Regions from separate parts of the Homo sapiens genome. Here region 2 is linked to region 1. Evidence: read pairs that join two places in POLR2A ChIA-PET (ENCODE). Cell type or tissue: K562. All regions are shown on one strand. Each heading gives the region's core, and the rest is flanking DNA. Links, peaks and the distances in the headings are about the cores only.

The links. Peaks named below come from ENCODE experiments on the same cell type or tissue, not always from the same donor. Only the 100,000 strongest peaks of a DNase experiment are listed, where the experiment ranks them.
Region 2: POLR2A ChIA-PET joins it to region 1 with 8 read pairs; 1 of 35 experiments calls an interaction of 5 or more read pairs at or near these places.

Annotation. Positions count from the first base shown.
Region 1 is chrX:66,156,938-66,167,699 of GRCh38, reverse strand. It overlaps HEPH (hephaestin), which reads right to left and starts at 3,453. Exons shown (of 21, transcript NM_001367233.3): 1 at 3,230-3,453. In K562, for the core only: a CTCF peak has its summit at 5,066; DNase peaks (open chromatin) are centred at 3,549 and 5,189; H3K4me3 peaks cover 3,533 bases.
Region 2 is chrX:65,992,955-66,003,716 of GRCh38, reverse strand. No RefSeq gene overlaps it. Among named protein-coding and RNA genes, the nearest start is that of MIR223HG, 17 kb to the left of the region's middle. RefSeq lists an enhancer at 8,736-8,795. In K562, for the core only: no CTCF peak of the experiment used is centred there; DNase peaks (open chromatin) are centred at 3,656, 3,996 and 5,426; H3K4me3 peaks cover 3,704 bases.

The DNA of each region.
Region 1 (10,762 bases), core at 1,641-9,640:
ATGCTGCCAATACTTACATTCACTGATGAAACACAGGCGTACTCACATACACCTACACATAGCTCTATATATGGTCACACAAATAGTCATGCCTTGGAATCCTCAACAGGGAGGGAGTGTCCTCGGTTCATTCCAAGTCTGAATGCAACATGGACCCCTTTCAATCTTCTTTCTCAGAGAGGTGTCAACAAAGCAGTTGTGCCTTGAACTCATTTACCTAGACAGAAAACTGTCCCAGGCAAGAGCTCCACAACTGGAGAAACACATGATAAAACTGAAAATATTCCTGGGAGAGACTAGTACAGGCCATCAGCATACAGTGAACAAGCATTCAACAGTGGTGACTTATGATCCAAATGGCTTAAACAATAGAATCTGGGGAGTGGTGGGAAATGCCACCTAACATACCCCTAGCAGTTTCCAGATTACAATGTGTTTTTCATATCTGCCATCTTATATAATTCTCAAGATCTTGAGAGATAAGGAATACTTACTCGATTTTGCATCCAGGGCACAGGCTTTGGTATCAGGCTACCTAAGTGAATCTTGGCTCCATTTTTCCTAGCTGTATGACTTGGGAAACTTCTTCATTTATTTAGCCACAGTGTCTTTATTTTTCAAATGGTATTAATACTATTAGCTACCTCATAGAGTTTTGTGGGGATTAACTTAATTAAGATCTGTAAGTACTTTAAGGGCACATGTAAGTGATCAAAAGGTATTAGTGGCTATTACTATTGCAAGTAAGGAAATAGTTTGGAAATGAAACTTGCCAGGGCCATAAAGATTTTCCATTTTATGAATAGCAATAAATATGTGCACACTCATAAATTCCCATATATGGTAACACATTCTAAGCATACAGGAATATAAACATAGGTATGAAAATGCACACAGCCCAAGCTGAACTCTCTTCTTGGAAACAACATGGTATAATGTAAAGAACTAGAACTTTTGAGTCAGACAAACTTAGGTTTAAGTACTGTTTTACTCTATATCTAAATAAGATAAATTTTTGCAGCAGCTGGGACTTAGTAGGCACCTGATAAGTATTTTTCTTCCTTCTAATTATTGACATCCTTTCTATCCTCCTCAAATTTGAATTTGTCATTGTTATTGCTGCTGTTTAATTTGGTTTTATCATATACTAAAAGAGCAGAAAAAATGAAAAACCCATAAAATCCTTTATAACCACTTAGATGTTAGGCCAGGCACAGTGGCTCACGCCTGTAATGCCAGCACTTTGGGAGGCCGAGGTGGGTGGATCACCTGAGATCGGGAGTTCAAGACCAGCCTGACCAATATGGAGAAACCCTATCTCTATTAAAAATACAAAAAATTAGCTGGGCATGGTGGTGCATGCCTGTAATCCCAGCTACTCGGGAGGCTGAGGCAGGAGAATCGCTTGAACCTGGGAGGCGGAGGTTGTGGTGAGCCGAAATCGCACCATTGCACTCCAGCCTGGGCAACAAGAGTGAAACACGGGTCTCAAAAAATAAATAAATAAAATAAAATATAACCACTTAGATATTTCATGGTACAGTGGAAAGCGTTCAGGCACCAGAAAATAGTAAGTTCTAGCTCTGGATTCATCATTTATTGGTTATATAACCTTGAACAAGTCCCTAACTTCCTGAGCCTCAGTTTCCTCATGTCTTAAATGAGGATTGTCTCTACTTTGGGCCCCTCATTAGTTTGTAATAAAGGTCAAATAATATGAAAGATGTGAAAGCCCTGTGTAAGCTTTTCACTTGGGCAAGGATATTTTTTTTCTCAGCTAAGCCCATAGAGAAGAACCAGACTGATGAGGAAAAAGAACAGGAAGAAATAAAAGGAGAAATGAAATAAGTAAGTTGAGAAAGAATCCTGGAAAAAAGTAAAAAATACAAAATAAAAAGGAAGGCAGAAGGAATAGGCACTCAAAGGAAGGAAAAAAGAAAGAAAAATTCTAGGCTATTTGGATAGTTTAGTTAAGATATACTGAAACCTTGTGCCAACCTGGAGAGAAGATCAGCCAATATAAAGTTAAGCCTCCCTTACCTTTACCTTACCTTCCTGCCATCCCAGTGTCACCTGGGTCTGGTCCCTATTATTCATAACAATTTGCATTGCTGTGTTCCCTAGAATTTGCAAACTGTTCCTTTATTGCGACAATGCTCTTTTCTCTCCCTCCATCTCCCTTTCTCAGTTATACTACTTTGGGCTAGACAGGCTCATCCTAAACAAAGGATTACTCAACTGAATAAAGGAATGCTGAGCCATCTTTGGGGCCCTGTCTTCAATCTCTCAGCAGCCTTCCTAATAAACCCTCCATCAAAATTCACCTTTTGGTCCTCTGCTTTCTTAACTCTGTGATAGAAAACATACCGATTTGAAGTTAAAGACCTTGATTCAAATCCTATCTCTTGTCTGTGATAGCTATGTGACCTTTCAATAAATTATTTTAGCCTTAGTCATCTCATCCAAAAAATGGGATGATATTTTTTTCACAGGATTGTCTTGAGGCCCAAATAAAACCATGGATATTTGAGTCCCTAGCAAAAGGATTGCTTGTCATATAATAGATGCTGAGTAATGAAAAACTGAACGTGTTATAGATTCACACATGCATGAAACCTTTAGAAACCATCTTTTTCAATCACCCTCATTTGATGTATAAAAAACTGATACCAGAGAGGTGCAAGGATTTGCTCAAAGTCACGCAGCCAGTTGTTAAAAATAGCCAGAATTTGAACCAATGATTTCTAAAAGATTTTTGCTATGTAGAAACTAAGACTACTCAAATTCAGATGTTTAGCTTAGTTAAGCTATCATTTATTGGCTTACTCTGTGCCAATCTGGTCTCAAAATATGAAACCAAACATGGTTATTTTTAAGTAACTGAGTTCCCACTTACATAATCCTCAGATCCATCACCTCAATAAATTCCTCAACCTGTGAAACAGAAGATGAGCAAGCTATTTCGACAGGAAAATGAACTATTCTGTATGGCTCCAGGATTGGCCCTGAAACAGACAAGCCAGTGTAGTCCTGGCTATTTTGGCGAGAGGAACAAAAGGAGCCTATTGTCTCCTTTAACTTTCCTGCACATCAGCCAAACCTCCTCCAACTTTTTGGCCACTGACTTTTTCTCCTAGTGGCCAGGACTCCCTTAAACCCAGCTAAATAAACGTTTTTGCACAGGAAGGCAGGTGAGGTAGAGTTTGAAAAGAGAGAAAAGAAAGCTTACCTTTGCTAGAGAAAACTACTCCATATTCATGTCAGCGGCCCATTAATGCTGCACTGCAGACCCCAGCCTGAGTCCGCCAGCCATGTTCAGTCAGTATCTTGGTTACAGGGCCTTTCTCCTAAATTAAGTCCAGGATTCCAATTTGGCAGGGTTTACTGGGATGGGAGGATGAGGGAGGGGGAAGGGCTGGGTGCCCTCTTTTCCAGAAACAAAACTACTGGAATGTCCTGTTCCTCTGGGGCCTGGTTTGATACAAAACCCGGGATGGTTCTTTACCCATATCCGGGTGTTTTACAAATCCTGGTTAGGATCTCAGGAGGAATTACAAGGGGGTGGGTTGTACTTCTGTTATCAGGACTTGCTAATTGGTCTTTGCTGAGAGGAGAACACTGTCAGTGTGGCCAGCCAAAGCTCATGGGTAGATTTCAACAGCTCCATTTAAGAAATGAGGTAGAAATTGAAAGAGCCTCCATCTCACCACCTCTTCCCCTTCTTGCTCTGAAGCACAATTGTCAGCCCTGACTATTATTCTGAGGTCATGGCTGCTTAGTCATAAGTAAAAATAAAATTGGCAATAAAACAAAGGACTTTTTTTCTACATTCTAAGCCCTATGTTAACCATTTTACATGCATTCTCTTATTTAAGTCTCACAATTATCCTGTGAGATGAATACTCTAATTCTCTCTATTTTACAACTGAGGAAAATTCAGCTCTGAGAGGGAAGGTAACTTGTCCAAGGTCACACACTTAGGAAGTAAAAGAGAAGAGAGATTTGCTGGGTCTGTCTAAACTTTTAACCATGAAACCACCACACACAATGTGCTGCTTAGGGGAGAAACACAGTACTTTCAAGGGGGTAGAAGGGACTTCACAATTATTGAAAGCCTACTGGCCACCAGTCACTGGTGGATTTTTTTATATATACATTAACTTTGCCTCCGTCATTTCTAGCAGATTCTAGAGTGAAATTTTATATTAACTATATTTAACATTTTCCACCTGAGGAAACCAGATATAGCTAGAAGATAGCCTGGATTAACACAGGTCAACACCCTAAAAACTAAGACATGGAAGAATTGAAAATACTAAAAAGAAAAAAAAAACAAAATGTTCCCCCAACAATTCAGGGTAAAACTGGAGTCTGGATTTGTTTAAAGTCAAAGGTCATTCCCATTCCTGGTGGAAAGAGAGAAGAGTGAAAAGTCACTGTCCTGAGTCAAGTGACCAAGGTTCTCGCCCCACTTGCTCTAGGAGTAATCAGCTATGTGGATTTTGTGGATTTGGCCCACTCCCTTCTCTTCTCTGGGCCTCTTTCTATTTCTACAATGAGGGTCTTAAACTAGATATGGACCCTCCCAGCCCTGTAAATTTACACATCTAGAATTCCATGAAGAAAGTATAGTCTAGATATTAAACATAGAAGATAAAGAGGTTTCAAAGACACAAAGTATAGGGAAAGAATGAGTGGGGAGCAATTTGTGGCGACAGGTCTGAGAATACTATGCCTCTCTAAAAAGGACTGCATCTACCCAACAGACCCAGGTATAGGAAGGGGACAGGTATGATGGGGGTTCCACCACCTGATATTCTTACTTTGTGATGAGGAGATCTTGGCTAGGAGCAGACACTTTTCTCCAGGCAGGCTGGGCACATTTTCCTCTTCTGAATTTAAAGTGTCTGGAGCAGGGTCCAGGGAAGAGAACATTCAGAAGACTGAGGTGGTAGGGCAAAGTCTGGGTCATAAACCACTAGAGATTCTTAAGTGTGCTCAGACACTTAGGCGCTGCCCCATGGACTGCAACTCAGACCAAGGCAGGTGGAAGCACCAGTAGGAAGGAAGGAGGAGCCACCAGCCTCAACTCCCTTAGAAATGCTCAGTGGTCAAGGGAAGCTTAGCCAAGCCATGGCAGCCCCTAGAATTATCTGCCTCGCACACATGTGAACCTTGAAGCAAGAAAGGGGAAGTGGAGACAAAACTGATTAAGCTGAGATCCAAGTCCAAGCTCTAAGGCATTTATGACAGGGAGGGGAAGGGATAAGGCCTCTGCTCTGACTCATGAAAGACAACAAGAACAGGTCATAATAGACTTGAATCAACACAGTGAAGACTGCAGGAGGCCAGGTAGGCCAGGTTTCCAGGTTTGTATTATTCATTCACCAATTTCACTGAGAGTACAAACAGCACCCACCTTTTCTGCAAATCCGGGGTACATTTCTGGTTCCTTCTCCTGGAGGTCACTTGAAAAACATTTTAAAGTTGGTGTCTACAGACCAGAGGTTGGCAGATTTTTTCTATAAAGGGCTAGCTACTAAATCATTTATTTCCAGAGCATACAGTTTCTGTTTGCCATAACTACACAAATTTGTCTTTGTAGCTCTCAAGGTATATCATTGTGCCAATAAAAATTAATTTACAAAACAAGCAGCAGGCTAAATAGACTTTTTTTTCAATATAGACATTTGCAATATGGCATCACTGTTAAGAGCATGAAAACTGAAATCAGATATTCTGAACTGAAATCCCAACTCTGCCATTTCCTGATTCTATGATTAAAGTAATTTAATCCCCCTAAACCTCAGTTTTCAAATGGAGATAATAATATTACCTATTTTATAAGACTGTTATAAGAACTTAAATAAGGCTATACGTATTAACTATTTAGCACAATAACTGGAACATAGTAAAGGCAAAAATTAGAGTTATAATTTTTAATTTTTCAATTCTAAATAATTGTTGAAATCTAAATAATTATTTCCTCGTTAGGACACAAACTGTATTAACTTGTGTCAAAAAAGAAGAATGTTTCAAGAATCCTGGCTTCACATTCTAGTTATGCTACTAAAGAGCACACAGTGACCCTGGACAAGTCTTTTTGCCTTTCTATCACTCAGTTTCTTCACCTATAACATGAAAAAGGTGGTCTAGATTTGGGTTTCTCAAAATTAATTTTGGCAGCAGAACCCTTTCCCCAAACAGAATCTTAGTAAACACCCACTACTTATGGAAGATGAAAGTGATTTGTTCTAGGTAAGGCAGGGAAGGAGATAGAAATGGGCAAGGGTGAAGAGACAGAGGAACCTGTCCACTGGGTATGACTGGTTTCCTAGACAATGTGATTGTGTCTGGAGCACCAGTAAGAAATGTCTAGGACACTAAAAACAGATTGGAAAACCGTAAGACCAGAATATCCTTAAGGGTCCTTCATGTGTTAAACTCTGTCACTAGAACATCTTTTCGTTTATTCATTCAACCAATATTTCCAGGTTACTCATCTATGGGCCATCAATAACACATGGCCCTGGGGTGGCTACAAAGAGGAGAGGACCCCAGGGACCTTCACATTAGAGTCAACATGGTCTAGGGTGAGAAGCATGGCATTTGGAGTCAGAAAGACTAAGGATTGTATCTTGGCTGCCTTTTTCTGAGCTATGTGACCTCGGGCAAATCACTTAACTTTTTCGAGCCTCTGGTCCCTCATCTGCAGAACAGGAATAATAACACTTCCATGACTGAAATATTGTGAGGATTAAATCAGCTGGCATTTGTGTGAACCCTTAGCACAGTGCTCAGCATGTTCAGACCCCCAGTAAATGTTGTTTTCCTTCCTATATTTTCCACAGTTAAATTTTGTGACAGTATCAGGTACCAGGAGAAAATTAAAAGCCATGGGCAGTGCCTTGGCACAGACAGTCTAACCCCTTTACCTCAGGATCCTCTGATGAGCTTGCCCTTAGCAGTTTCTTAAAAAGAAGACCTCTGGGGAAAGGTGGAGGGGTGCAGGGAAGAGGGGGTTGTCCCCCAGAAACCACATCTCTGAAGCCACTCCCCACCACCACTTCTGACCAGCAGACTCTGTTATGCTTTGGAAAGGTTGCTCTGCATTGCTGTGATGTGTGACAGCCCTAGGCTTGCTCTGGGTACACTGTTTGGTTCTTGTACTCTGGCTCTTGAACTCCACTTGCTGCTTTCCCTAGTCCTCCAAGGCTGTAGGCCTCAAACTTGAACATGTACCAGAATCCCTTATAGGATTTGTTAAGGCATTGAGTTTTTGCTTCAGTAAGTCTTGGGTGAGGCCCAGGAACTTGCATTTCTGGCAAGTTCCCAGGGGATGCTGCTGCTGCTGGTTTGAGGACCACTGCTGGTTTGAGGACCACTGCTGTAAGGGATGCTTGCTCTGAAGCTCACCCCCCAACCTCCCACCACCACCAGCTTACTTGCATCTGCAGACTGATTCTTTAGCTCCAGACTCACCTGGTCTTTGAGTATTCACTCTTTGGCCCTAGGTCAAAAATATATTTTATTCAGCTTCCTGGTACCTCATTCATGTGGCGTCTCCCTGAGAGTCCTCCCAACACCTATTTCCCCACTCCCTTTGCCCAAGAATCTTTCTGCTTGCCTGGGTGAAGCTTCCTCTCCTCTCCCTGTGCAATTAACATGCTTTCCTCTCTGTTGCCTGCCTGGAGCAGCTCTATACATGGCATCAGCTGTTCCTCCCAACTCTTCTATACTTTCTCATTTGGCTTCCTGATGGTGGGCCCTGGGCATGGACAAACTTGGTTTGAATCTTAGCTCTGTCTCTCCCTAAAATGTATGATCTTGGGGAAGTCACTTGAGTGCTCTGAGCCTCCATTTTGTTATTTGTAAAATCAGGCTGTGAAAATAAAATGCAATGTCTGAAAAATGGCCCTGTGTAACACCTGTTACATAGTAAATGATCAGTAAATGTTAGTCTTTTTTTTTCTTCCTCTATTTTCCTCATACCTGCCTACTTCCAGCCACACTACTAAGGAGTACATAGCATGTAAGAAGGCTAAAACAATGTACAAATAAAATGTTTCATTACTATAAATAGACATAGTAAGTAAGAGAATAGAGGTCTCTACAATGTGATATAACATTTTAGAGTAGGGAGAGGATATTTTCAATGGGTGAATATCATTCAGAATAAGCCTCCTGAACGACTGCATGACATAATTAGCATTCTCATTCCTATATACCAAGCCAGAGACTTGAATGTCATCTGAGATTACTCTCTTCTCTCTCACTCTCTACAACCATTTCATTGATATGTCCTGTCATATTTATATTTTACATCTTTTTCTCAATGCACCCACTTCTCTCTATCTCCACCGCCATGGACTTGGTCTAAGTCACCATAATCTTTTAATTGGACCAGCGTAATAGCCTCCTTATAATTCTTTATGACTCCACTCTTGACCCCCCATAATCTGGTCTTCAAATAACAGTCAAAGCTATTTTTCCCATAACACAAAAGTGGTTGTAAATCCTTATTGCTTAAAATCCCCCAGCAATGCCTCCCTTATTGACTAAAGTTGGAATAATAATGATATTAGTAAGACTCTCTAGTAAGGATGACACTCAAACTGATGAAATATTTCGTATATGTGTGTGTGTGTGTGTGTGTGTGAATGCACATATGAAAATATTTTCAATATATGTCATTAAATAAAAAGCAAGGTGCAAAAGAGTGAGCATATTGTGATTGGTCATACATAGAGATATAGATATCTCCACACACACACACACACACACACACATATATACATACTTACATGAGGGGACAATGAATATTTCTTCTGGAAATAACACAAAATATTCTTAATGGTGGTTTTCCTTGGGGAGAGTAACTTGGTTGGGGGAAGCGTGACTTTCATTTTTCGTTTTGAACTGTTTAGATTTTCAAGCCTTATATATTAGTTACTTTTGTTTTTAAAAAAAGGTCACTTGGAAAGTGAATATGAAGCCACTTTTGTTGTCTTCTTTGTATTTCTATTCTCTCAAGAAACTCATATCTGTTACATTAAGAAAATTAATTCCTTATTATTTCACTAGGATAAAGATCAAACTTCTTAACATGGCCTATATGGCATTTTTATGGCCCAGCCCTTCCTAATCTTTCTAGGTCACTGCTTGCCCTTCCTCTCCTCACACTCAATGCGTCCCACCCATGCCAGAGGTCTGTCAGTTTGTCAGTTTCCAATGTGCATGGTGCTCTCTCTTCCCTCCAACAGATTCTGATATGTTGTTTCATCTGCCTCAATCACTTTTTCACCTATTCATTCACCCACTCATTTTTTGGGTCTCAGTTTAGAAGTCCCTTCCTCTAAGAGGTTTTCCCTGACTTTCTATGCTTCTGGGTGAGGTCCTCCTGTGATGTGCTCCCAAGTCACCCCGTACATCTAACAACAATTTGTTGAAATTGTTTGCTTAACTCTCTCCTCACCGTATAATGGAAGCTCTGTGGGGTCAGGGATTACATTTTTCTTGCTCCCTACTGTAGCCTCAATGCCTAGCACAGCACTTGATACAGAGTTGGTGCTCAATAAATATTTGCTGGATGAATGAATACATGAATGATTAGTGAAAGAATAAGACAGCAGCCTTAGAGCTGACCTTCAAGGTCAGCAAGATCCTACTAGAAAAAAAAGTGCGTGTTAACTTCACATTTCAGAAGATGACTTGAGGCTTTTCTAGTTAAAAGGTTGACTTGATTGTACCTGACAGTTCCATTGTTTGACCAAGTTTGTTTCTAAAAGGACTGTGTGTATGTCACTACCAACCCCTGTACTTTTCCAATCAATCCATCCACTGGCCCAGTCCTATTCCTCTAAGCACCTAACCCCCAAATTATCCTTGGTTACCTTGGGTTAGAAGAATAGTGAACAAAATGAAGCCTCAGAAGGCATGGTTGTCATTTGCTTTCAAATTATGTTGCCTCATAGGGCTCTTCAGAAGGCTTCATTTATCCATTTAATAGAATGGATACACATTAAATGGGTAAATGCAGCCACATAGCCTTTCATTTGAAGGAATAAATTTTGGTAAAATTAACTTGAAAACTCCCAAATATATCCACAGCATCATTTCCAAATGGCTATATGAACTCTTGCTTGGATACATGTAATAACTGAGAACTCACTCAATTATCTCTCAAGGCAACTCTAGATTATCTTTTCCCATATTAAATAGCCAAATATATGCTGCCTTCTACCTTCTGTTCATTGGTTCCTTTTTCTAGTGAATTTAGAACTCCTCAGCAAAAATGCCAGTTAGTGCCGTCTCGCCCTCCTCTCACAGCAAAAGAAGTAGCTGTCTTTTGGAGAGTGTTTTTTTTCCTTGGGCACCTACAATGCAGTTCTGACTTTCGAACCCCATTTTTCTTTGTTGTCATGCCCAATACTTTCTTCATCCCCACAGAACCGTGTTAGAAAATGCTTCTATGATGGCTGGCCTAATCACTGGTTGAAGGAAGTGATCATGTTCATGATATTATTTAAGGGACTAAAAAAATCCCATGCTTCCTCTCCAAAATGACAACTTAGTTTGATATAATTGGGCACAATAGTGAGGACTTCATTCCAGTCCTCTCTGCCACAAACCTATGTGTTACCTGGAGTAGGCTATTTCCCTTCTTTGGACTTCAGTCCTCTCACATGGAAAATAAGAGCCTTGTGTTAGCTGGCCTTTGAGGTCCCTTTCAGCTCTCATATTTCAAGGTTCTGTGACTCAG
Region 2 (10,762 bases), core at 1,015-9,014, 160 kb after region 1:
CTAACATGAAGTAGCTTTTCTGTAAATGTTGGTTAAATCTGACTAAAATGCCTGCTGAAATAAATATTAATATTTGTGCTATATAATCTGACTCCATCTTGACTTATGGATACTTTCCACACATGTTAAGTCCACAACTCCAATTCTGCCCGAGTTAAAATCTCTTCAGATGGCAGGGGTGAGTCATTTCTTAGGCTCCATACCTAGAACACAGTAGGCTTTTAGTGAACCATTTGAAATCAAGATGTGTTTGGAGGTGAACATAGGCCAGCACAGCAATCGGGTTGATGAGTAATGTCTTCTTTTTTTTTTTTTTTTTTTGAGGTGGAGTCTTGCTCTGTTGCCCAGGCTGGAGTGCCATGGTGCAATCTCAGCTAACTGCAACCTCTGTCTCCTGGGTTCAAGCAATTCTCCTGCCTCAGCCTCCCCAGTAGCTGGGATTACAGATGTGTGCCACCATGCCGGCTAATTTCTGTATTTTTAGTACAGACGGGATTTCACCATGTTGGCCACGCTGGTCTCGAACTCCTGACCTCATGATCTGCCCACCTCGGCCTCCCAAAGTGCTAGGATTACAGGTGTTAGCCACCCCGCCCAGCCAGTAATGTCTTCTAAACCTCTGTTTTCTTCCTATGGACATAATGAGACAAAATTTGAATAGAGAAAAACACAATTGCAACCAGGGTTGCATTCCTGTCACCTTAGGTAAGGAAGAAGAGGAAATGAAAATCAGAGAGGCGACAAAGCTGCGTGGGCTGGAGGGAGGAAATCTGTTGTAAATATCAAAAAGCGAAGCTGAAAATAAACCTCAGCCCTTTAGAGAATTACTAGTGAAGTTAAGTTCAATTGATTTAAAGATTGCTTTTCAGAGAGTTCATAAAACTCATGATCCTGAATTGAGGGTTGTTTGGGAAAAACCCCAAACCATTTTTTTCCTCTGCTTTCACATCAACACAACAATCAACATGGAAGATTTCTGCAGCCAAATGTGTGGGATAGTTTCCCCCACACACAAAGCAGCAGACACCAGCTGAGTGTCCTCTAATTCAATTCCAACACCATCTACCTAAAGATAGCCTCAGGTCTCACAAGTTGAGGGCTTATTTCCCAAGACTTCCCTTCACCAAAGACATCAGTCCCAAGTCCAGGCCTCCAGAACTTCTGACTGGGCAGTATCAAGCTGGGGTACCCATAACTCTCTTTTTGAGTTCAATTAATTTGCTAGAGTGGCTCACAGAACTCAGGGAAACACATTTACAGTTTTACTATAGAGAATATTACAAAGGGTACAGATAAAGAGATGCATATGGTGGGGTATGGAGGAAGTGGTGTGGAGCTTCCATACTCTCCCAGGGCACACCACTCTGCAGGAACCTTCACATCTTCAGCTATCCAGAAGCTCTCCAAACTCTGTCCTTTTGGGTTTTTATGGAGGCTTCATTACCTAAGCATGATTGACACTCATGTATAAATGTGATTGGATAAAAAGGGTATTATATCATACTAACAGACTGGGTCAGGGAAGCCAGCAAGGTTTATCTATTCAGATTCTTCTTGGCCTCTCTACACAGCATTCTTTCCTCCTAGGTATGAGTCAGGACCCTCTCTGGAATGAGGGTCTTAGGATCCACAATCAGATTAGAATGCTGCCTTGGACAAGTGAAAGGAGAGCAGGACAATATCAGAGAGAGAGAGATTCTGTTTTCTGAGGCCTGCTTCTGAGGCCTAAAGGAACTGTGGATGAAAACCTACACACACACACACACACACACATCTCTCACAGAGAGAGATTCTGTTTTCTGAGGCCTGCTTCTGAGGCCTAAAGGAACTGTGGATGAAAACCTACACACACACACACACACACACACACACACACACATCTCTCACAGAGGCCAAGAAAGAGACTACAAAATCTAGACATAGAATGTTGTAGGACAAGAGCCTGTGTAGGACCAGGTTATGACCTACACTTAGATCCTGGCTTTACCACTGATCCACTATGGAAAATTAGACAAGTTTCTTCCCTTCTCTGGGCTTCTCTGGGCTTCAGTGTCCCCATGTGCAAAATAAAGGACTAAGCTTCTTTGCATAACAAAAGGAGTGAGATAGAAATGCCCTTCAAGGATATGGCTTACTTCTCAAGCAGAGACCTCTTACTATGGACCACACGGTTTAGTTTTACAGAACCCATGCAGTTCAGTTTTGAGAAGACACCTGGAGTTGACCTGATCATACTCCATGAACTGACCCATGCAAGTCAAACTCACAGAAAGCAGATATAACACAGAGAGGCTTTTTTGTTTGGTTTTGTTTTAATTCCAGAGCTAATATAACCCAAAAACAGCTGGGAATGCTCATGTTGGCTGAATAACAATCTCTGTCTTGCTTGGAAAAATATATTCTAAAAGCCAAATTAATCAGAAAGTTGCTTGATGAAAACATGGACAAGACAAAACAGATTAAATGAGCTTAACAAACTCTTCTTTTCCCCAAACCTCATCAACTAAGATGGGATGAAAGGAGGGGTCAGGGGCACCTCTTTCTTTTATCTGTCCTTTAGACACACCATGAACACAATGACCACTTTCAGTTCTTGTCACTGTTTTTTTTTCCAGTCTTCATGCAGAATCCCCACCTGCACTTCTGCGTTGTCTCTGCAGCTGAGTTAATCCTTTTGATGAGGCTTCTACAACTTATTTAACATTCAGTCAGATCTCTTGAAATTCCACCTTAATTAGATTTCTGATTTCTTCAAGGCCCTGTTCTTTCCTGCTTTGATTAGTGAGAGCTCTCGTTCCATTAAGAACTTCTCAGGATGCCTAATCTATTATATGGTGATTTTACTGGTTGAAATCTCAGGAGAAACTTCTGCTTCGGGTTGTGGGGAAAGGGGGAGGAGAATCTTACTTTGCTCCTACCCATATATACAAAGAGCTCTGCTTTCTCCCCTGGTAGAAATAGCACTGGGCTTGGGGGACTCTGGAAGTTTCAGAGGATTTCCAGATACACTTTCTTCCTTTTGAGGGAATCAATTTAAGGAGGTTGGTAACCAATGTGCTAGGTTCTTATCAAGATAAAATACTATTTCATGGGAAAAGCCTTTGGTCCTACTGAAATCCCTTCCATGGTAAAGAAGAGTTGGTGAGCCTACTAGTCAAAGAGGACAGGTTATCCTTTTTCCTTGCTTTTCCTTTCCTTTCCTTCTTCTACTTGTCCCTCTATCTTCTTTTCCTTCTTTCTTCTCTGTTTTTTTCTCTTCTTCCCTTCTTCACTTTCTCCTATCTTCTCCAACAATCTGGAATAGATATTAGAACCAGTGCTAGGATGAGCCTGAGCATGGAACTGGGTTTTTAACTGTATCTAGCCACCATGTGCATTCTAAGTTGCAAAAGCCAGAAGAAAAAGAGAAGGAAGAAGGAAAAAAAGGACGAGAAAGAGGAGGAGGAGGAGGAACAGAACAAACAGCAGCAGCAGCAGCAGCAGCAGCAGCAGCAAAAAAGGGCTATTGGAAACAAATGAAAATGGATTTGATCTCTCTCCAGTTCTTGCAGCAATAAAAAAAAAATTCTAAAAATGGATTTAAAACACCAGGTCCCCTCCCAGGAAAGCATATAGATTTTGGGCTCACCCCCTTCCAGGACCTCTCTCCCCACCAGGGTAAGCCTTATCTACCCAAAACACTGTGGTGCAGTTTCTGCTCTTCCTGAAAATATCTGCAGCTAGGAGAAGCTTTGCTCATATTCAAAGGCACAACCATACCGTAAAAGAGCTCCCAGATAACTTTTATCCTCTGCATTCAAGAAGGAGTAGTCCTCCCATCCATATCTTCTTCCTGGGCAGTGCCAAGGGACTGGCTTACCCACTTGGGTTATAGTTCAGATGAGACTCTTTCAGCTTTACCTTGGTCAATCAGGCATAGAGTTAAAAAGTAATGTACTTATCCATTGGGCAACCTGAGATAAAAGCACTTTGTCTTCCAGGACCTCAGCTTCCTAACTGGAGGATGGGGTCATAGATTAGATCAACTAATCTCTCCAAGTTATAAAAGCTTTTAGAGGCCAAAAAGTCTCACTTCCTTGTTACACCTATAAGAATGCTGAGGCTCAGGGAAATAATAAAAAAAAAATCCATGTGAGAAAGGGACTAGCTTGTGCCTGGCTGGACATGATACATAGTAGGCTAGGTACAGTGACTGTAATCCCAGTACTTCAGGAGCCTGAAGTGGGAAGATTACTTGAGCCCAGGAGTTCAAGACTACCCTGGGCAACATGGTAAAACCCTGTCGCTACAAAAAAATACAAAAATTAGCCTGGCATGGTAGTGTGCACCTGTAGTTCCAGCTACTCAGGAGGCTGAGGTAATAGAATCTTTTGAGCATGGGAGGTCGAGACTGCAGTGGGCTGTTACAATGCCACTGTACTCCAGCCTAGACAACAGAGCGAGAACCTGCCAAAAAAAAAAAAAAAAAAGACACACAGTACATGCCAGTTCCCTTCTGACCTCTTAGCAGGGATGGGTCAAAAATACAAGGGGATTCCTAAGGTTGCATTCAATGCCTTTCACCTTTCCTGTATACCACACTGCCTTAAGATGGCTATGAATCCTAGTTGGCTTGACTATGTGCACCATTGGCACTTTCTTATCTCAGGGTCTTTGAAATTCCCTTCAACCCATGGCTGACTCCTTCTCCTTCTCATTCATTCTTCAGGTCTTAGCTTAAAATATTCTCTCTATGGAATGTCTTCCCTGCCAAACCAAGATAAAATAGCTCTTCTTACCCCTTTTCCCTCATATGCTTGGAACCCTACTGATTTTCTTAATAGCACACCTTACCATTCGGAATAATTGGTTTTTTGATCAATTTATATGTTTACTGCTGATCACCTCCCTGGCTCTAAACACTGCATTTTTGTGATTGGTAGCTCTGTGACATAAACAGAGACTGTTTGTTCACTGCTGTATTGGATATTGCTTAGCTTAGTACTTGGCACGTGGTAGGAGGTATTAAATAATATTCAGTGAGTAAATGGTGCCTCTGACACAACATAAGTTAGGATGGGAGGAGTTCGCATCACTAGGTCAATGTTATGATTGAGTTGAAATTAAGAAGTTGAAGGCATGGAAAGGCTTATGAGCTATTAAGTTGAATGAATATAAGACTAGTCAGGGCAAGGCTCACACTCTATACATGGAGGGGCCACTAGGTAAGGGCAACTGAGCAGTTGAGTTTGGAAAGAGACTGCCTCATGGTTTACTTTTCTGGAACTTGACATACTTGAGTGTAAAACAGAGGTCATAATCTTTGCCCTGCCTATATCATGGGGCTATTGTCATATCTGATGTAAGAAAGATGTGAAAAAGGAAAGTAGGATGGGGAGGGAACTCATGGGTGGGTGGCTTATCTGCCACCACCTCTACCCCAGGCTTGGCCTGAAGTGGCCTCTGTAACTGCCTCCCCAGCTTCTGGACTGCAGAGTCATTGTGGAAGGGAAGTCCCAGCAGCAACAGTCTGGACTTCTAGCCCATACCTCCTCAGTTGCTCAAGAATGACGGTTGGTTTTTGCATCAGCCTCTCTGTGTCATTCTGTCCCCTACCCCATTCCCATACTGCCTCCCCAAAGACTATGTGTGGCAATTTTCAGGCTGACATTTCTCCATCAATGTGGCAATATTCTGGTCTCCCATAGTTTGCTCAGGGACCCTAGGGTGGTGTCCTCCTATGTGGGAGGAACCAGGTTCTCTGGGCACCTCAACATGATAACTGGTCTGCCAGGAACATGTCTGTCAGGTCATCCTGCCCTCCCACAACTACTTATACCTTCGAGGGTTTATGTTAATCTGACAAGTGGGATTAGTCTTTTTGGGGCCCAGCACTGGAAATTTAGTTTAGATCAGATCAGGTCCCAAAACCTGTAAACAAAGTAGAAGACTAGTCTGAGCTATATAAACCAGATGCTAGCCCTACCTCACTCTCATCTCATCCTCTTAATCATAAGAAATTCCACCCTGGACAACATGGTGAAACCCCATCTCTATAAAACTAAAAAAATTAGCCAGACATGGTGGTGCATACCTGTAGTCCCAGCTACTCGGGAGGCTGAAATAGGAGGATCACTTGAACCTAGAAGGTCAAAGCTGCAGTGAGCTGAGATCACACAACTGAACTCTGGCCTGGGCAACAGAATGAAATGCTGCCTCAAAAATAATAAAGAAAGAAATTGAGTTAATTATGTTAGAAGATGGAGAGATGCAGATGCTCATCCTTGGCAATGTCCTTTTCCTATTATTTCTTTCATTCATTTAACAAACACATGGGTACTTATTATAAGTCAGGTCCCTGTCTACTGGGGAAGATAGCCAAATAAAATGGTGTTCCAGTTAGCCCAATATGTTCACCATTATAACATGTTCAAGTATAATATATAATATAGTATATATAAGCTACAGTGGCAAAACAGAAGGAGTGATTGACTTTCTAGGGATGTCAGGAACAGTTTCACAGAGATTTGAACTGAAACTTGAAGGATTAACAGAATATTAGGCAGTTTACAGGTAACAGTGGCAAAATCATCATAGGTATTCTAGAAGCGTGTCCTAACACAGCATGTGCAAAAGCATGAATATATAAAATGGACAGGCAAGTTTGGTGACTAAAATTCTGTATGGTTTGAGTACATGACTTATCTTGAATAGTGGTAGGAGATGAAGCTGGCTAGATGTGGAAGTCTGCATTACTGAGGACTTTTAATTCTATGGTGAGTTTAGAATTTGTCTCCAAAACAATGGAAAGTAATTGATGGGAATACTTAAACCCATTCAGCACACTCCAAAGTATGTTTTCTGGACCCACATTAGAACAACCAGTCTAACAAATGTGCATGTGGTTACAGAAGCAATAAGACCAAATATTTGAACCTGGACTATGCTGGGAAATCTGATATCTATATTCACCATATTTATTACCACCACTGCTTAAAGACAAAACTTGTCCATTTTTGGATCAAAGATCTGTAGATACAGTCAGAATTCCCATTTTGCATACTTGCCTCTAGAATGTCAAGAGCCCAAACTTTTCTAAAAAGAACAGATATTAGCCATAAAGAAGGAAAGTGCCAGTTTAGCAGAAAACCAAAGATTCTGCTAGCAAGCAGACAATGGGTGTTTACCAAGAAACCGTGAAACTCTAGACTTGCCATGGATGAGGGAGCTGACACAGCATGGGGTGTGGATAGAGAAGAGATGCAAGTACTAGATGGCAATTAATATTATACGCAATCACCTTCATCTCAAAAGTATCTCATTTATTTGTCTCTTTATCCAGCTGTTCTCTATTTATTTAGGCCTAAAAAGTTAACTAGTTTCAGCCCATGTGCTAAGAAACAAAGGACAGTGTTCCGCTGCCCAAATTCATATGTTGAAACCCTAACCCCTAGTACATCAGAATGTAACTGTATTTGGAGGCAGGGCCTTTAAAGAGGTTATTAAGTTAAAATGAGGTTGTTAGGGTAGTCCCTAATGCAATCTGACTGTTATCTTTATAACAAGAAAAAATTGGGGCACAAAAAGAAGCCAAGGATGCACAGGCACAGAGCAGACCATTTGAGAACACAATGAGAAGGTGGCCATCTGCAAGCCAACAAGAGAGGTATCAGAAAAAAACAAACTGGCTGACACCTAATCTTGGACTTCTGGCCTCCAGAACTGTGAGAAAATAAATTTCTATTGTTTAAGCCACCCAGTGTGTGGCATTTTGTTATTGTAGCCCTAGAAAAGTAGTACACACAAAGGCCATTTTTTAAGTTCTCTGTCCACTGATGCCCTTCTTAGGCCTGCCCTTCCTGGCAAAGGGAGGTCTTCTTAGTGTCTAGTATGGTCTTTCTCCTCCTCTTTAACCACTATGACCGGGTCACTTCATGGGCAGCAGAGCTTGAGCAGTGAAGCCAGCTTCCTGTATCTTCTACTTTATGTCTGGGAAAGGTGGCAAGTGATTTTGTCACTGGCAGGTTTCTCCCCTCTGTGAGGTCACCAGAAATGGTCAGAAACAGGAAAGCCCTGGCAAGAGTAGCATTGATGGGAGTTCCTACCAATTTTTAGGTAAAGACACAGGAAAAAGCAGAAAAGTTCTGGATTCTTAATTAAGAGACCTGGATTCAGCTCTGCTCATAATTAGTCATGTAACTTAAACAAAGTCCTTTCTCTCTCTGAACATTGGTTTTATTATTATTCACAAACAGGGAGACAATATATATCTCATTGATATCTTATGGTGACTACATTAAATGATATGTAAGAGCTGATTATTATCAGTTCTGAGTTGAGCCTTGGATAGTTATTGTGATAATGTGCCAAATCCCACAAGAGGCACACCCTCCATCCAACCCCACCTCCTCTAGTTGCTCACGGAGAGGTCAAGTTAGACCACACGGCTCTTGCAAACTGACCAAATCCAAATCAACAAGGAACCTATGAGCTCAGCCCTTTGCAGAAAGAGTTGAGCCTGAGAAAGAATTTGGACACATATTACTAATGAGATGGGAATTGGATGTGTCTCAAGTCTCCATCAAGGCACCACGTTGTGTCCCAAGTCCAATCTTTAGTAAGATATAGGAGGAATAGAATTTGGTGTACAGAAAACAGAAACCTACTCAATTATGTTGTGACTTGGCTGAGGTTACTGTTGTGTTGTCATAACAGAAGAGTGATTGGCTGGCTGGTGGGTGGAGGTGTCTCCATGGAGGTTAGAGAAAGAGGAGACAAAAACAAAAGAATATGTTAATGTTCCTCTGACACTCTTCAAAGAGAGGGGCCACTGAGTCTATGGATCAACCTGCTCCACAGAGACAGAAGTCTCCTAAAAGCTAATTCATCCAGCTACCCTAGCTTTAAGAAAATGTTCCAGAATGCCATCCAAGCCATTTTGCCTTACTTTTCCATTCTTCAAACACCCCTGTGCTCTCAAGTCTGACATCTGAGCAGACTCACCCTAGGACAGGGCAGCTTGGATGAATAACAGGTGTGGGTAATTCAACTTTGTTTCTGGAGAATGGAAATTAGTTTCCCTGTGCCTGACCAATTCTAGATGAGGTGATAATTAAGTTTCTGGTCTCACCAAGTTGAATTCAGACCTTGAACTTATGGTGATCTCCCTCTGAGGCCTACTCCCTGCCTGTAGTCATCTATTGGTAAAAACACTTGATTAATTTGTTTGAACCCCTCTGGATCAGAAGTTCTTACTCAGTTCTGAATTCTTCCCGGTTCTCTCCTTCTTGCTACACACACACACACACACACACACACACACATACACATCCAGGATGGAGAAGATGTGGCTTAGAAGCAGCAAGTGTAGTACAGTCTAGGGATTTGGGAGGACAGTGAGCTCAATATGTGTCAGTTATGAGGTAGGGTGGCAAAAACCTAATGCTATCTTTAACAGTAATCATAAAAATGCAGTGTTCAGAACCAGGGAGGTGACAATCCTGCTCTACTTAGCATTGGCCAGATCACAAATAGAATACTTTCCCTTCTAGGCAACACACTCCGAGAAGAACACTGACAAAGTGAGACAGCCCCCGCCCCCACATTTCCCTACAGATGGCTGTGTGTTCAAACCTCCCTCTGGAGCAGCCCTAGCCTCCAGAGTCATCACAGCCCAACCCTGTTTGTCACCCAGTCTTGAGCCATATCAGGAGCCATGAATTCTAAATAATTGAGGATCTTATGTTCTCATGCCTCTCTAGCTTTGGGAGCTTAAAATAACTAGTCAATTCAAGTAAAGGCCATTCTGTTTTGTTATAAAGCATTGTAAGTAGCAACCCGCAGTCCAAACCCTTTTTGGCCTTAGAAAGGCTTTCCTGGGTTCCAAGCCTAGGTGGGGATCTCATAGTCAATCATGAAAAGGGTGGAAACATTGGGGTACAAAATAGATTAACTGGACCACTTCCCCAAATTCTGTGGATCTGTCCTTATATAATTATTTCAAGCAGTTCTTGCTCAGTATTGTGATATTTTTCATGGTGAATGATGTCTCTCCAGTGAATCAATTGGAATGTGATAGATCACACTCTGAGACCACACTTTATTCTCCATTCTATTAATACATTTCTTGAGGTTGAAGGTGGTTTCTGAAGAATTCTGAGGTGGTGAGTTTTCTTGAGCATAGTGTTACTGTCTTCTTGAAAGAGTAGGTACAAAAAGTCTGAGGTGCTGTCTGTATCATCCTCTCTTCTGATACGGCCTGTTGATGTGGTTCATGTTATTTTCACTCTTGTTTATGTTGTTGCTTTTGTTCTTCTGGACCTTGATATTCTTTCCATTGCTCTGGTTTTGATGTTGCTAATGTTTCTTTTGCTGCTCTTGCCGGGGTTGATAGTGCTCTAATGGAGTGCACAGTCCCACTAGATTTCCCCAAGTCATAGCTTTCCATGTTTCTTTAGAAGACACTTGGCCTATCCATCACGTTTCTTGTGGTTTTCCTAGAGCAATTGTGGCACTGGGATTACAAGCCATTGGGGATACAGAGGATAGTCTCTACCTCTGCATTTTTGGCCAGAGATTAATATTGAAGTGTTTGGCCAGTGTTTTTATAGCTTACTCCATTTCATAAAAGATTATCTTTCAAGCAGATTGTGATCCCAAAGCTAATATTCCTTAGGGAAGGAGTATCAGAGATGAGACCCTTTCTTATTGGCTATGGCCCTTTGAATAAGAGCATCTGCTACTCACCCTTTCTCTAGTCCAGTATACCCAACGATCCAGCGGC